2 separate regions of the Mus musculus genome follow, and region 2 is linked to region 1. Evidence: chromatin loops called from intact Hi-C (ENCODE). Cell type or tissue: heart. All regions are shown on one strand. Each heading gives the region's core, and the rest is flanking DNA. Links, peaks and the distances in the headings are about the cores only.

The links. Hi-C counts contacts between places; a loop is a spot of excess contacts. Peaks named below come from ENCODE experiments on the same cell type or tissue, not always from the same donor. Only the 100,000 strongest peaks of a DNase experiment are listed, where the experiment ranks them.
Region 2: a loop joins it to region 1, with 4 times the contacts of the local background. A loop is called at or near these places in 4 of 42 quality-filtered maps.

The regions. Positions count from the first base shown.
Region 1 is chr9:72,980,646-72,988,920 of GRCm38, reverse strand. Ccpg1os (cell cycle progression 1, opposite strand) reads left to right here and starts at 3,545. Exons shown (of 2, transcript NM_001198789.1): 1 at 3,545-3,780. The coding sequence starts at 3,754. Ccpg1 (cell cycle progression 1) reads right to left here and starts at 3,417. Exons shown (of 9, transcript NM_001286544.1): 1 at 3,248-3,417. In heart, for the core only: a CTCF peak has its summit at 3,216; DNase peaks (open chromatin) are centred at 2,810 and 3,470; H3K4me3 peaks cover 1,788 bases; H3K27ac peaks cover 1,493 bases.
Region 2 is chr9:73,038,654-73,046,821 of GRCm38, reverse strand. It overlaps Pigb (phosphatidylinositol glycan anchor biosynthesis, class B), which reads left to right and starts at 7,123. Exons shown (of 12, transcript NM_018889.3): 1 at 7,123-7,360; 2 at 8,064-8,168. The coding sequence starts at 7,231. It overlaps Pigbos1 (Pigb opposite strand 1), which reads right to left and starts at 7,104. Exons shown (of 2, transcript NM_001308425.1): 1 at 6,957-7,104; 2 at 4,040-4,390. The coding sequence starts at 4,319. The coding sequence ends at 4,146. Rab27a (RAB27A, member RAS oncogene family) reads right to left here and starts at 2,012. Exons shown (of 6, transcript NM_023635.6): 1 at 1,811-2,012. In heart, for the core only: no CTCF peak of the experiment used is centred there; a DNase peak (open chromatin) is centred at 7,151; H3K4me3 peaks cover 2,114 bases; H3K27ac peaks cover 1,620 bases.

The sequences.
Region 1 (8,275 bases), core at 2,263-4,762:
TCAGAAAAACAAAAACAAAACGGAGGTATAACTCAAAGGTTATACCTGGGCTCACAGCCACCAAGCTGGGCAGCCAGAATTTGACCTCCAGGACACAATCACATGGTGAGTCTGAGATTCCCATAAATTATCCTTTCCTCTGTTTACATACAAAATAAAAATATAACCAAGGCAAAGTGATGAGAGTTACTCCTCCTAAGGTCGCTAATGACGAAACACAGTCACTATTCTTTAGAAGAACAGAAGCAAAGATGTAGACTAATGAATTGTATAATTTTATCTGTTCACACTGAATCTAACAAAAAAATTAAATATAGCTCAAATTATCAGACATATAAAGCCTACTACTTAATTATCTTCAAACAGGGTCTGTTAGCCAGGATAACCGTGGACTCCTGATTCTTCTTCTGACCTCCCATGTATAAGGATTATAGGCAAGTTCTATCACTCCAAGCTAACTCCCACTTGTAAATGCTTACAAATAAACAAGCTGTTTTCAGCTGAACATGGTGGCCCGGGTCAGTGAATCAGAGACCAGCCAAGGGTACAGTAAGACTGTCTCCTGCCCCTCCACATATTTTTTTTTTGCATGTGTATTAAAATAACCAAGATTTGTCTAGTCTAAAGTATCTTTTATGTTTCATTTTTGTTCTAGTTAACAACAGGTCAAAAGACACATACATGCTAAGAATTATTGTTAGGATGCTTTTTATTCTTTCCAGACAACTAATTGGTCTCTTTCCCTTCTCCTCAAAATAATTTCCATTTAAATTCATATATGGTTTGTGAATTCAGTATAACTGAGGATTGTGCTTTGGTTTGTTTGTTTCTTTCTTTCTTTTTTTTTTTTTTTTTTTTTTGGGGGGGGTTTCGAGACTAGGTTTCTCTGTATAGCCCTGGCTGTCCTGGAACTCAGAAATCCACCTGCCTCTACCTCCCAAGGACCGGGATTAATAAAGGCATGAGCCATCACTGCCCAGCTGTGCTTTGGTTTCTTTTGTTGTTGATCAGTTTGCATGTGTCTTGTTGGGTTTTTTTTTTTTCCTACTTCCTGATTTGCTTTTTTGAGGTAAGGCCTGCCTCCTTAGTGAAGGGATTAGTGTGCACCACCCACCCGGCTACCCTGTTTGGACTGTGTACTGCTTTGTCCTTTTTTGGAAACTGGATCTTGTTGTGTAGCTCAGATTGGCCTTAAATTTCCAATTGTTCTGCCTATGCCTCCTAAGCTATGTTAGACCTAGGCCATTACACTAACTTCTTTATTTACTTTTAGTTTTTAAGCCCAACACCCAGCCCCACAGCCCCCCACCCCCATCTCTGTGCATCTGTGTTCAGAGGACAGTGAGCAACTTATGGGGGGTCAGTTCTCTCCATCCTGTGGGTTCCAGAAATGAACCTCTGATGGCAGACTTGTTCAGCGAGTCCCCTTACCCATGGAGACACCTTGCCAGCCCATTTACTTTAGAAAGTCATACTTAAAGAATCTAAAGATAATGGAGGCAAGAGCATGTAGAATTCAAGGCTACATAGCCAACTGGTAGCTGGCCTGGGCTATATGAGATGCTGTCTTTTAAAGATTTCAGAGCTGAAGAAACAGCTCAATGGTGGAGAACAAATACTAGGAGGACAGTTCCCAACTCTTCTGGTCTCCACAGGCACTGCATACACAAGCTGCCTTTACAGCAGACAAAACATACAAAAACACATCTTTTAAAAAAAAAAAAAAAAAAAAAAAGGTGGTGCATCCCCAGAAAACACAGTAAAGCGTAAAGAGGTCAGTTTAGTTTCACATCCTAGACAATCACCTTCATAACTAAATATCCTTAAAACTCCAATGGAAACACAACAGTCTATTCTTTGGCTTACAGTACAAAACTGGTTCTAGGAGTTGTTCTGATCATCCTGGGGCTTAAACTCAGGGCCTCACATACATTAAGCAAGTACTGTACCAAAGAACTACATTCTCCGGTCTTTTTATACAGAAATATGCTCTCCACTATATTGCTCAAGTGGTCTCAAACTTGCCATTCCCCTGCTTCAGTTTCTAAATATCTGGGGTACCACCTTTAACTGGAATTTCAACTTTGGTGTAACAGGGTTAAAACAGCATTTACAGCAGGCTCCATGGTACCCAACTACGATCACAGTGCCTAGGACGCTTAGGCAAGAGAACTCCCAGGTCTAGCCTGGGATATATTAGTATCAGGACAGCCAGAGATACACAGCAAGAAAAAAAAGCCAAAAGCATTAACTCACCCTTAACAACCTTCTCAGTTCCCCTGTGACTTGAGCTTGTCAGAATAGCAAACTACTCACACCAGTTATACATGATAAATATCCCCTGAGAAATCTAAGACCTATTAAGATTGGGATCTTAAAGTTAGTCGGTGGACTCAGAAGGCAGAGGCAAACGGATTTCTGAGTTGGAGGTCAGCTTGGACTACAGTGCAAGTTTTAGGATAGGTGGAGATACACAGAGAAACCCTACCTCAAAAAACAAAAACAAACAAACCAAAAAAACCCAATCCACCCACTCCAAAAAAAAAAAAAAAAGGCGAAAGAAAAAATATTGGGTCTTTAAGATAGTTAGTGCTGACATTTCAAACATTATGTGACCTTGCTGGAAAGGTCTCATAGCACCCCTAACTGAGAATAACCAACTGGTTGCCCTTTCTAGGGACAAGCAGCCCCATACAGCCAATAAAGCAAAAGTGGGAGAGGGCAGTGCATGATGGTTCACCCTTAAGGAAAACACCCCAGCTGGTTGCGGTCTAGAACTCGGGCGCTGCCCCTGGCAGAGTTGGGATAAATGAGAGGTAAACACAAACGACACACGCGCAGCTGCTACTTAGGACAAGCCGTCAGCCTAACAAACGCTGGTAAGGACCCGGAGGGGAAGCGTGAAGAACGGGCGGAGAACAGGCTTCGGGGCTGAATAGGAGTATACTTCTGGGGTGCACACTTTTCTATTCCTGACACCTGGGACCTCCGAGCCGGCTCAGAGTGACGCACGCGGCATCTCAGCATACGGATGCAGCTGCACCTGAATCCCGGGGCGCCCAGCTCCGAGCTCGCGGGGCTGCAGCCTGCGAGCCCGCGCCTAACACCTGCCAGGTCGCGCCCTCCGCCCGAGGTCGCCCGAGGACCAAGGCATCCACCAGGAGAAAGCCTCCCGGCGCTGCGCCCGAAGGTACGAGTTGCAGCCCGCGGCCGCCCCATCAGCCCGACCTGCGCCCCAGGGTCTTACCCGAAGACAGCGCCTCTTCCGCCCGACCGCGCCAGCTGTCACCGTGGCGGCGTCCGCGCTCCAGACGCCAGTGACGCCTCATAAAAACAACAACCTGCTCGCAGGCGTCCGCAGCGGGGAAGCGGTGGCAGGCGCGGCGCAGCAAGGCATGCTGGGACTTGAAGTTCCTCCTACGTCTCCTGCCAGCTCGCGGCGAGCAAAAAGAACTACGACTCCCGAAGATGCGTACGGCCCGCACCCCTGAGGCTACCGGAAGCTGGGCGGAGCGACTGCGGATCTCCACAACATCCGGGCTCCCACGCCTGCAGCCGGTTGCCACGGAGACGGGCTGCCACACTGGAAGACGGAGGGTTTCCACCCACCGTCTTCCTCCCCAGAAATTGTAGTTTACGGGACTCCGATCGTCTTGCTGTTGCTTTCCGTCGGTTCTGTAAGAAGACTGGGCCCTACGCCTTCGCCAGACTTCTCGCTATCAGGAAAGAGTTGCTTTTGCCGAAGAGATTAAGATGGCGAGAGAGACAGACTGCGACTTGGTGGGTTTGGGCAGAGAGCTAGATGCTTTTGAAAGTCGAATTCATAATAGTGTTTGAGGCACCATCTACTCCCACTCACTAGTCACCAAGCTGTTATATTTACAAGTTTAAATGCACGATCCACAAAGTAATTACTCTGAAGGTGTATAGGAGGCACCTCACTACAAATGATCTTTTGTCCAGGATGGTTTTTGTTTTGCATTATCTATTTGCAGTCGTGGGGATCGAACTCAGGGACTTGTGCATGGTAGGTAATCTCTGTTCTACTGAACTACACCTCCCAGCCCTAGAACCTTCATGTTTTTGTCACTTAGAGTATGCCTAGTCTAAAAGGATGGAAGAGGGTGAATAGGAGTGCACTCACCCCAGAGGGAAGTTACCGTTCCTCTGTCCCCTACCTGTCTAGTGAGTAAACAGTAAAGGAAACCATTCAACAAGCTGATGTTGGGCAAAAGCTAGTTCACATTTAGATCTGATATTTGTGTTGCTGTAACTAGGGATTGAACCTCAAGCCTCACACAAGCTAAGAAAGCCCTCTACAAAGGAGGTAGATCCCTAACCCCTCGTTTTTGTTTGGGTGAGAGGGGAGTTCTGGGTGGTGGGTTTTTTTTGAGACAGAGCTTCTCAGAGTAACTCGGGCTGACTTTAAATTCTTTGTGTAGCTGGCACTGAATTCCAGAACCCCTTGCCTTTATTTCCCAAGTGTTAGGATTACAGGCCTATGCTACTACACTCTGCTCTTCCAACTTGGTGAACAGGCGAAAATTTAAATAACAAAGCTGGCTTTACAGTGAGTGGGTTTGTAAAGTGGTACTTACTTTGATTACTTATGAGCTGTAGACGAGATAGCACGGTCCCCCATGACTTGGTGTAGATAAGACACCTGGTGACTTGGATTATTGAAGTGACTTTTTAAAATCATTAAATCTAGACCTGAAGGTGATTGTGTTAGTCAGGGTTCTCTAGAGTCACAGAACCTATGGATAGTCTCTATATAGTAAAAGAATTTATTGATGACTTACAGTCCCCAGCCCAATTCCCAACAATGGTTCAGTCGCAGCTGTGAATGGAAGTCCAAGGATCCAGCAGTTACTCACTCAGTCTCACACAGCAAGCAGGCGAAGGAGCAAGAGCAAGACTCCCTTCTTCCAATGTCCTTATATTGTCTCCAGCAGAAGGTGTAGCCCAGATTAAAGGTGTGTTCTACCACACCTTTAATCCCGGATGACCTTGAACTCGGAGATTTAATCCTCTGGAATCCATAGCCACTATGCCTCAAGATCTCCATACCAAGATCCAGATCAGAATCTTCTATCTCCAAGCCTCCAGATAAGGGTCACTGGTGAGCCTTCCAATTCTGGATTGTAGTTCATTCCAAATATAGTCAAGTTGACAACCAGGAATAGCCACTACAGTGATTTAGGGCTTTTTGTTTTGTTTTGTTTTGTTTTGTTTATAATGTAGAATAGAGTTTATTTAGGGCTTGTGGAGGGGAGTTAAGAGAGTAGTAGAAGCAGAGAAAGGCAGAGAGAAGGAGAGAGTAGAGAAGTAGAGACCAGCCATGACCATGTGGAGAAAGGAGGAAGGGAAAGGGAGCAAGATGTAAAAGAGAGGCAAGAAAGGTGATTTAGTTTTAGGGCCAGTAGTAGCAAGGGTGATTTGATGGTAACTGAAGGAGAATAGTAATATAAAAAAAAAACAAAACAAAACAAAACAAAACCCCATGGTACAGTTAGACAGGAGTGGCCCAGACCTAGAATCCCAGCACTATGAAGGCAGGAGAATTGCCAGGAGTTTGAGGCCGAGTAATCATTGAAAGAGAGATGGCTCATCTGTTAAGAGCACTACGTGCTCCCCAGAGGTCCTGAGTTTGATTCCCAGCAACCATAAGGTGGCTCACAACCATCTATGCTGATGCCATCTCCTGGTGTACAGGTGTACATGCAGATAGAGCATCCATATATGTAAAATAAGCAAATCTTGAAGAAAAAAGAAGAAAAATCCATGCATCCAGCATTTTAATGATTCTATTCACCTTTCCTTCAAGGTAGCTCAAAATCTGTGGTTTGGGTTTTGTTGATGTTCTTAGCTGCTGCTGCTGCTTCTTCTTCTTCTTCTTCTTCTTCTTCTTCTTCTTCTTCTTCTTGGGTTTTGTTGATGTTCTTAGCTGCTGCTGCTGCTGCTTCTTCTTCTTCTTCTTCTTCTTCTTCTTCTTCTTCTTCTTCTTCTTCTTCTTCTTCTTCTTCTTTTTTTTTTTTTTTTTTTTTTTTTTTTTTTTTTTTTTTTGGTTTTTCCGAGTCAGGGTTTCTCTGTGTAGCCCTGGCTGTCCTGGAACTCACTTTGTAGACCAGGCTGGCCTCAAATTCAGAAATCTACCTGCCTCTGCCTCCCAAGTGCTGGGATTAAAAGCATCCTTAGCTATTTTTAAGTGGGTTACATCTAGATGGAAGTTCCTGCCTTACACCACACTTTTCTAGTATTCTAATTTCTAGATTTTTTTCTTTTTTGAGACAGGGCTTCCTGTATCCCATGATGGCTTGTCTCCCTGAGATGACCCTTCTGACCCTCTGTGTGATTACTGGTATGAACCATCGTGCCTAGTTCATGTGGTACTGGAAATAGACCCCAGGGCCTATATATGTTAGGCAAGCATGCTACCAACTAAGCCACATCTCCAGCCTGTAATTTGCAGATTTTTAACTTAACATTCAGAAACTGAATTTTACTTAGATACTAAAAGAATCCTGGGATTGAGAAACAACTCAGTTGTGTTAACCAGAACCTGACTAGCAGGGCATTGGCAGCCTAGGCCTATAGTCCTAGAACTGCAGGAGAACTCCTAAGGATTCTGATTTCTCCAGGAAATTCACTGTTGTCCAGGATGGGAGGTGAAAGTGGGCAGTCCACAGTGGACGCTGGAGGCCAGAGGAGGGACTTGCCCACCAAGGAAAGACTTGTCTTTGGCAAATAGCTAAATGTGTATATGCCTCTCTCCTAAGCGTCTACCTAGAAAAGAAAGGGAGAGAGAAGCAAGGAGGGAGAGAGAAATACAGAGAAAAGAGAAACTCAAAAAGCATTAGATTCAAGAGCTGCCTTCCCCTGAATCTTAGCAACCCCTCTACCTCTGACAGGGTGTCTTTGGTGCCACCACACCTTGCTAGGGATCTGACAACCGTCTGTAGATTACTCCTCTGTTAGCACAGCCAGGTCTGGCAGCTCCCCCTAGAGCTGACATCTTTTAAAGGCTGCCGGGAGGAGTTACTACCTTGGAGTACATTAGAGGATGGGAAAGCATGAAAGACTTAGACAGGGAAGAGAGCTGTAGACTCTAGTGAACAAGGCTGTGTGATTAAGTCATCTGCTCCAAGAGTCTCTGTTTCTCTGACTGACACAAAGCCAGGGAGGGACCTTGCCCTTCTCGGGTAGGTAGCTCCTACAGTTTGTTTTGGCGGTTTGTTTTGTTTACCGGTACAGGGGGTTGAATGCATAGGCTGTATGTACCACATAACTCCATATGCAGTTTACTTTTTGTTTTGTTTTGAAACTGGGTTTCATGTAGTCCACTCTCTGTGTAGCCAAGAATGACCTTAAGTTAGTGGCACCTCCCAAGTGTCACCAGACATGGTACCTTATTTCTATCTCTGAAGCAGGGTCTTGTGATGTAACCCTGGAGCCCTGGCTGGTTCAGAATCGCCTATGTAGACCAGGCTGGCTTCAGACTTAGCAAGCTCATATTAGTGACTCCTCAATGTTGGGATTCAGATGTGTGCCACACTAGAGCCAACTCTGCCTTATAGTTACCAATGAAATAAGTAAAGCAGCCAGGAATGGTGGCTAGCCTTGTCACCCCAGTACTACTTTAGAGAACATCAGTTCACACTAGTAAACTACACTGTGACACAGCCTCATTCTTAACTATGTAAGATACTTAAAGTGTTCTGGAGCTAGTACAAGTAATCTCATAGCCAAGCATGCTGGCACAAGTCTGCTCCAGTTCCAGCACTCAGGAAGCTGAGGCAGGAGTGGTGCTTTAAGTTCAAAGGCAGTCTGGACTACAGAATGAGACTCTTGTTTCAAAGAACCAGGGCAAGACAGTGTGTCAGCAACAGCGGAAGCCAGAACACTCCACCAGTGTGAGTTCTTTCCAGAGACCTCTTGGGTGAGAAAGATTACTGACTAACACAGAGTTTCAGGAGTTATGTATAAATCAAGGCTGGAGTTGATTAGGAAACCTCTAGTGTAGGTTGCAGCACAGACACTAAGAGACGGAGAGGCCGGGTGTGGTGGCGCACGCCTTTAATCCCAGAACTCGGGAGGCAGAGGCAGGCGAATTTCTGAGTTGGAGGCCAGCCTGGTCTACAAAGTGAGTTCCAGGACAACCAGGGCTATACAGAGAAACCCTGTCTCGGGGGAAAAAAAAAAAAAAAAAGAGGAAGGCAGCAGCATATATTTTGAAGTAAGCAGGGCTGCTCAGGACAGAGACCTCCATAGATGA
Region 2 (8,168 bases), core at 5,669-8,168, 54 kb before region 1:
ACTGAAATTACTCAGTGTTAGTGAGCTGCCATGTGGGTGCTGGGAACTAAACCCAGGTCCTCTGCAAAGGCAGCAAATAATTCCTAGTCACCAGAGCATTCAGTGAACGTCAATTTTACAGTTTGTTTTTTTTATTACGTATTTTCCTCAATTACATTTCCAATGCTATCCCAAAAGTCCCCCACACTCTCCCCCGCCCCCCCCCCCACTCCCCTACCCACCCATTCCCATTTTTTGGCCCTGGCATTCCCCTGTACTGGGGCATATAAAGTTTGCCTGTCCAATGGGCATCTCTTTCCAGTGATGGCCGACTAGGCAATCTTTTGATACCAGTTTGTTTATTTTTAAGTGTGTGTGTGTGTGTGTGTGTTTGGTTTTGTGCAATGAGTGCAATACTGGCAGAGTCCAGAAGACAGCACTGGGTTCTCTGAAGTTGGAGTTACAGGCAGCTGTGAGTTGCCTGTTGTGGGTGCTGGGAACCGAACTTGGATCCTCAGGAAGAGCAAGCAGTCTGTGCTCTAAATGACAGAGCCATTTCTCCAGCCACTTACCAAGTTTTTAAACCAAAAAATATTTAGTTCTACTCAAGTTAGACTCAATAAAATGTGTTCAGGGTGGACAAGAGACATGGAAGAATGAAGAGAATTGTTTGGCCTGAGATTCTCTAAGAGTGGAATTTCTTTACTAAGATGGGGAAACAGGTATCAGGAAAGGAAGTTAAAAGTCTGGTTCCCAAAGGCGGCTTCCCTCTTCAAAATGCCTGTGCGTGCTCTAAAGCCAAGGCCACAGAATTGAGAAGCTGACCGTAAATTCCACACAGAGATACAAGGGACTCTTCTGCACAGCCAAAAAAACTCGTAAAAGGTGGCAAGGGAGGGGGTGGGGCGGGGTGACGTCAGAAATAAACAAACAACAACAACAACAACGACAAATAAGACACACTGTGGAGAGGAAACGGAAAGGTGTTGGGGTGGGGGGGAAGACCAAGGTAAAATAAGAAGGCAGCTCCCATTCAGGCGCGCTTAGCATTTCTGAATACCCCCCCTTCCTTTCTTTTTGGTGTTTGTTTTTTGAGAAAGAGTCTCCTGTAACCCAGGCTGGTTTCAAGCACACACTATGTAGCAAAGGCTGACCTTGAACCCTGGATCCTTCTCTGTCCACCTTCCAAATGCAGGGATTACTTTTCCCATACCGGTTCCACTCTACAGGGAGCTTTAAAGAATACGAAATGTCTCCTGCCTTCCTCACCCGGCTGGGCTGAACAGCTAAGGCAGAACAGCTGTTAGCCCTTGGGCTTGAAAGAGAAGCCTAGGGGAATACTCCAGACAACAGCAAGATGCAAAGGCCAGGGGGGCTGCTGAGACGCCTCAAGATCTCCTACATTACAGAGCTGGCTTTCCAAATCGGTACCCAGCTACTGGGCCAGAGACCCGGTCTTGGCAAAGTGACCAAAATATGTCATCCATCAATTCTACCTCCGATAGGGTGACTCTAAGACCAGGCTGACCAGCTGGGTTCTCTGAATGACAGGAAAAGGCAGAGCCCTTTCTCACCTGAAAGCAGCAGGACTCTAAAGACTTTAAAGTCAAAGACTTCTAAAACCGAAGTGAGGGAAGGACAGAGGGATGGGCAGACCTATTTCTCTTCCCCTCATTAAAGGGATTTTGGCACCTAGATGCCACCCGGGATAACCTTCAGCCCCTGGAACTCCAGAAAACCAGCATCCATTCCGAAGATCTGTCCCCTGGTTGCCCTAGGGCTGACTTGCTCGCCTGCAATCTGCAGCGCGCCCAGAACGCTGAGTGCTCACCCGGTTTGGTGCTCTGTCCGGTGCTGTCCCTGCGGTGTTGCGTCCCTGCAGTGCTAGATTCCCAACGTGCCGCGTCCTCGCTGTGCTCTATCCCTTAGGTACTCCCTTCCAAATGGAGCTCGGGACCCCGTGCGACTGGCCTTTTTTGGGTGCTTGGCGCTATTTTCCGTCTGGCCCCACATCACTTCCCGTAGAGGAGAGCGCGGTGGGGGCGGGTCCTGAGCGGCCTCCACCTCCGCCTCCTGTCACCTGCCCGCAGGCCCCCAGCCACAGAAACGACTGCTCGCCTCGCCTGGCACGGATCGGGTCTCCTCGCCCCTTCTGAAAGGTGTGAGAACCACAGAGGGTGGTTTTCCTTGAGACCAAGAGAGCCATTCACAAAAAGCTCAAATTGCCCCAGGATCCGGGTAAGGCGAGGCGTGCCCTGGAGACTCCAAAGGTCTGTCCTAAAAGCTTTTTCATGGCTGTGCATCCTCCCTGGAGACAGCTTGGGCATGGCCTACTGGGGTTCCTGGACTCGATGATGAGAAAAATAGGTAAGATTCAGTCAGAAGAAAATAAACACTATTCTGGAAGGCAATGGCCAGCGGAGTCTACATGCACACAGTCTAACTCGGATTACACTCACCCTGAAGTCCTAAAACACTGTTAGGGCAGGCAGTTACTGCACAGTAAGAGGGAAATTATGGGGTGGCATAACATGCTAAGACCCGGCAGGGTCCGGAGCAGCCTATGACCCTCTGCTGCCTCCTAGTGGCCTTCTACCGATGCCTAGGGTTTTCTGTGAGCAGTCTGGGTCTCAACCTGGGGATGGAGGACATTAGCCAAATCCGTCCAAAGGTGGTTCTGCGCTTCACACTGGCCTTTGGGCCTGCCCTGTTGCTTTCAGAATTCCACTTCCAAGACAAGCAAAATGCTGAGAAGGAAGACTGGGCTAAGTTCTGTCCATGCAGTTTCATTCATCCCTAGGGCCTGCCACCACAAACTCCGCGGTCCAGCTGTCCCACCCACCTGCACACCCAGTCACCCCTCCTGTCTGTAGCTACTAGGACTGCACCACAGTGCAGTTTCTCAATCTGTAGATGGCAGCTACTGGAGTCACCCACGCTTGTAAGCAACCCCAATAAACTGGACCGGTACAGAATCTTTTCTATCATTCCATCAGGGCTGAAGAGAAATACCCTCCCCAGGAAAAGCAAGGCAACCATCTTCCTTCAGGCACTAGCTCTTTTTTTTTTTTTCTTTTTGGTTTTTCGAGACAGGGTTTTTCTGTGTAGCCCTGGCTGTCCTGGAACTCACTCTGTAGACCAGGCTGGCCTTGAACTCAGAAATCCGTCTGCCTCTGCCTCCTCCCGAGTGCTGGGATTAAAGGCGTGTGCCGACGTCACCACCACCCGGCTCTGGCACTAGCTCTCAAGGAGCTATCACTAGAGGCCAAGACAGGTGGATTTCTGAGTTCGAGGCTAGCCTGGTCTACAGAGTGAGTTCCCAGACAGCGAGGGCTACACAGAGAAACCCTGTCTCAAAAAACCAAAAAAAAAAAAAAAAAAAAAAAAAGGTACCAGCTTTCAATACCATCACCCTGGAGACCAGGCATCCTACACATAAACCTGGAGGTGACGAAGGTCTATGAACTATATTGGGGAACAACACTGTCACTGGTAATGGCTGGTACTTCTGATCCTCCTGCTTCCACCTGAGTGCCTGGATCACACAACTGCATCACTTTGCCCAGGGTGTGAGGTGCTGGTCCTGAAACCTAGGGCTTCATCTGTGCCCTGAGACTTGACTATGCATCTGGTTCCAAGAGTCCATGTCTCAGCCTGGTCTGAGATTATGTGACATACTCTAAACCAGCAAACAATGAAAACAAACAAACAAACAAACAAACAAAAAACATGCCAGACTAGAGAAATGGCTCAGTGGTTAAGAGCACTGACTGTTTTTCCAGAGGTCCTGAGTTCAATTCCCAGCAAACACATGGTGGCTCAAAACCATTTGTAATGAGGCTCAGATGCCCTCTTGTAGTGTCTGGATTTATTTATTTTCTGTATATGAGTACACTGCTGTCTTCAGACACACCAGAAGAGGGCATCAGATCCCATTACAGATGGTTGTGAGCCACCATGTGGTTGCTGGGAATTGAACTTAGGACCCCTGGAAGAACAGTCAGTGTTCTTAACTGCTGAGCCATCTCTCCAGCCCAAGAACTACCTTTATAAATAACTTAGATTCATTACCCATGATTTATTTATTTAAAGCATACCTAAAGTCTTACTAGACTAATAGTCGGTGTGATTTCAATAGAACGTTAAGCAAGGTTTACAATTTCAGTTTATGCAGAATTAGCTCCCTTTTCTTCTGATTCTTCCAACAACTTCACCTTTTCTTTTAATTCCTTCTGATCTCTGGAATATTGTTCAAATATTGGCTGATAAATATACATTCCTCCAGCAATTCCAAGGATGGCAGCAAAAAGCAGTTGTGGAAGTGGCAATCTCCCGAGCATTGCAGCGGCAGGTAGCGCACAAGCTGAGGGTGGCTATGCTCCCCGGGCAGCAAACCGCTTCAGAGCTGTTTCTAAGGAAAAGGGACAAAAAAAAAAAAAAAAAAAAAAAAAAAAGGACCACTTAGTACAGCAGACTTTTAGAAACAATTTTATTTTGTGCTATGTGTGCGACTGAGTGCAGGAGTCTGGAAGCCAGAAAGTTACAGGCAGCTGTCATCTAACACAGGTGCTGGGAACTGAACTCAGGTCCTCCGGAACAGCAGCTCACTCTTCACTCCAGCCCCATCTGCTCTTTAGAAGACTTGTTACTACTTTCCTCTGGCATGAATGTTTTGTAATATTTAAAAATCACTAACTAGGGCTGGAGAGATGGCTCAGCGGTTAAGAGCACTGACTGCTCTTCCAGAGGTCCTGAGTTCAATTCCCAGCAACCACATGGTGGCTCACAACCATCCGTCATGGGATCTGACGCCCACTTCTGGTGAGTCTGAAGTCAACTACGGTGTACTTATGTATAATAAATAAATCTTTGGGACTGAGCAAGCAGAGGTCCTAAAAAAATTCAATTCCCAACAACCACATGAAGGCTCACAACCATCTGTACAGCTACAGTGTACCCATGTACATAAAATAAATCTTTAAAAAAACCAAGAATCACTAACTAATAAATACATAAGGGTAGCATGACAGCACATAGGCTTACTATGGGATATTTTCTAAAATCTCAATTAGGTTGTCAGTAGTTAAAAATCATATTTTATATTAAAATTGTTATTTCTTCCAGGCATCGTAGCACATGCTCATATTCCCAACAGTTGGGTCCAGGCAAGAGGATCAGGAACTCAAGGTTACCCTCTGGCTGCACTGCCAGTTGGCGGCCAGTCTGGATTCCATAACAGGTTCTCGGAGAACAAGTCAATAAAAACCTTAAAAAGGAACCTATAGGGAATGCAAGTTTGAGGGTGGTGTGAGACAGAGATGCATCCTCTTCTATCAGGGGATGTTCCCAGGGAGTTATTTTGTGTGTATTTGCCTGTGAGTTATTTTGTGTGTATTTGCCTGTGAGTTATTTTGCATTTGAGTGTTTGTTCTGGTTCTTTATGATAGGCAGGCTGCTCTAGATTACAATTCTGCCTTCACCACCCCAGTGTTAGGATGACAGGTGTGCGCCACTAACATGGCTGCTGGAAGTCTTCTCAGAGCGTTTAAACTGGTAATTTTCAAAATGGCAAAAGGAGGGGAAGGGATGGCTGACGGCTTTCAAGTCGTTTAATACTTTTTCTCCAAGAGGTGCCCGAAAGGACTCAGAAGTGAGTGTCTCTGTTTAAGCTTCCTCTAAAGGATGATAGAGAGAGGGGACAAGTGACCTCACTATGCCTTCTGCAGTAGCTGTAACTCTTTTAAGCAAGCTGTATGACAAAAGCGATTTTTAAGAGGCTGTAAAACTTCACTGAGCCAGGTGTGGTGGTGCAGGATTTTAATTCCAGCACCAGGTGTGGGCAGAGACTATGTGAGTCTGAGGCCTGTCTGGTCTAAAGAGCTGAGTTCCAAGCCAGCCAAGGCTACATAGTAAGAGCCTATCTCAAAAAAAGCAAAAGCAAATTATGTTGAGTTCTTTTGATATTTTAGGAGAAATCAAACGCAAATCATTTGCATGCCTTCTTTGAGAAAAATGGGGTGGGGGTGTAGAAGATTTTGCTTCTCGATCCAACAACTGAAAACAGTAGAAAGTGACAAATGAACAACACAGCACTTTCCGTGTCAACCCCCTCAGCATCTGGGTCAGAGGCTGTGAATGAAGAGAGCACAGGGAAGGAGCCACACACTTTCTGGACTCCGATATGGATCCTTAATCCAAGCCTCAGGTCACAAAAATAATCAGCAACTCCTTCCTGTACTGTAAGGAGCTTGCCCTAAATAGTTCTCAGGCATAATTTAAGCTCGCCGAGGAAAGAAAAGCATGTCTTCTCCTGGATTATACAGTTGACCACACAAAAGACAATTTATGTGTATGGGTGTTCGTCTTCATGTATGTATCTGCAATAGCACGCATGCCTGGTACCCTCGGAGACACCAGGCTAGTATATGGGTATTCTGCAAGTGCAGTCAGTGTTTTTAAGCCCTGAACCAGTTCTCCAGCCCCCACCAACTAATTTTTTAAATGCCTTGATTGCTGGTCATGATGGCCCATGCTTTTGATCCCAACATCCATAAGACAGAGGCAGGAGTTTGAGGCCAGTCTGGTCTACACAGCAAGTTCCAGGCCAGCCACGGTTATATAAGACTGTGGCCCTGTCACAAAGATAAGAGGAGACAGAGTGTGGTGGCTTAGGCATTAAATCCCAGCACTCATGAGGCAGAGACGGTAATTCTCCCGAGTTCAAGGCCAGTCTGATCTACATAGTGAGATCGACTCCAGAAAATAAAAAGTTGATTAGAAAATAGATAATTAGGGATAGAGAAATCCATTGGGGTGGTAAAAAATTGATAATAAAAATTCATTGAGTTATAACTTTTTCCTATTATTGTAAGAACCGTGATGAAACTTCCCACGCGAGGACGTGGCGTGAGGGATGAGCACCGCGGTCACCCGGGAGCTGGTCCTCAGCGATGCACTGCCTCCCTCTGCTCTGTTACCTCCGAGCGCCTCCTCGGCGGGCGCTGTGCGAGGTGTGTCAGGCGGAGTAAAGAATCCAGAATCTTTATTTTTGTCTTTTCCAGCATTGAACACTGGTCAGGGAGGTTTGCTCCTGACCCACCCGGAGACTCATCCGCTTCCGGCAGCACTTCCTGCCGCGGTAGTGCCGGAGCAGCGAAGGGACGGCGGCTCGCGGGGCCCAATCTTAGTGGCATGTGTCCGCCTACAAGAAAGTGAGGGGCGGGCACCGTGGGCTGCAGGTAGCCGGGGAGGATGGAGTCCCAGGCCGCCGACTATAACCCGGCCTCCCGCAATCTCCACGGCAGCTCGGGAGAAATGAAGCTGCGGAGGAGGAAGTCCAGGCAGTACGTGAGCGCGCAGGAGAAACGCTCTCCGCGCCGTGGTGAGTGCCGGGCTCACGGCAGAGCTCGGGGCACCTGGGACTACACAGCGTGGTGGCAATGAGCTCAGGCTCGCTGAACACAGTCTCTTCGCTGTGTTGTGCTGACTGTGCTTAGACGTGTCTCAATCCTCCTGCATCAGTCTCCCCAGTGCTGTGTGGTGATGTCACATCATCACACCTGGCATACAGATTTTCACATAAAATCTTTCCCTACCTCCAAGCACCACCACTGTTGGTAACTAAAGCGAAAATACAGGCTGCCTGCACACTGGGAAAAGCAAACTTTGGAAACAGCCGACCGACTACCTAGTCAGTAACAGTATTTTTGTGTTGGGCAAAGCAGTTTCTGAACCTTAGCATCCTCACAAGTAAAACAGGTTCAGACTCACCAGTGGTTAACAAATTGTGTGTGTGTGTGCGTTGTGTGTTCTTTAGTGGGGTTTGTATCTATTTTTTGCGGTGGGGGGAGGTGTTCGTGGGTTGTTTTCTATTCCCTACAGATTGCTAGGGAATAGAAAACACTCCATGGCCTCAGCAAGCTAGACAAGAGTTCCACCCCTGAGCTAGTGCCTCAGCTAGCTCAGTGGAGTGCTGTGGAAGGTGTTAACAGAGAGGGAGCCAGTGCACCGGGCATGTGGCATTGGGGGGTGGGGGGAACTCGCTCACTTTTATGCCACACTTACTGCTTTGATTTGCTTTCCAGGTCTTCTTGGAGAAAACACTTACCTGGTCTTGTTTACCATCGCTCTGCGAATACTTAACTGCTTCTTAGTGCAGACAAGCTTTGTTCCTGATGAATACTGGCAGT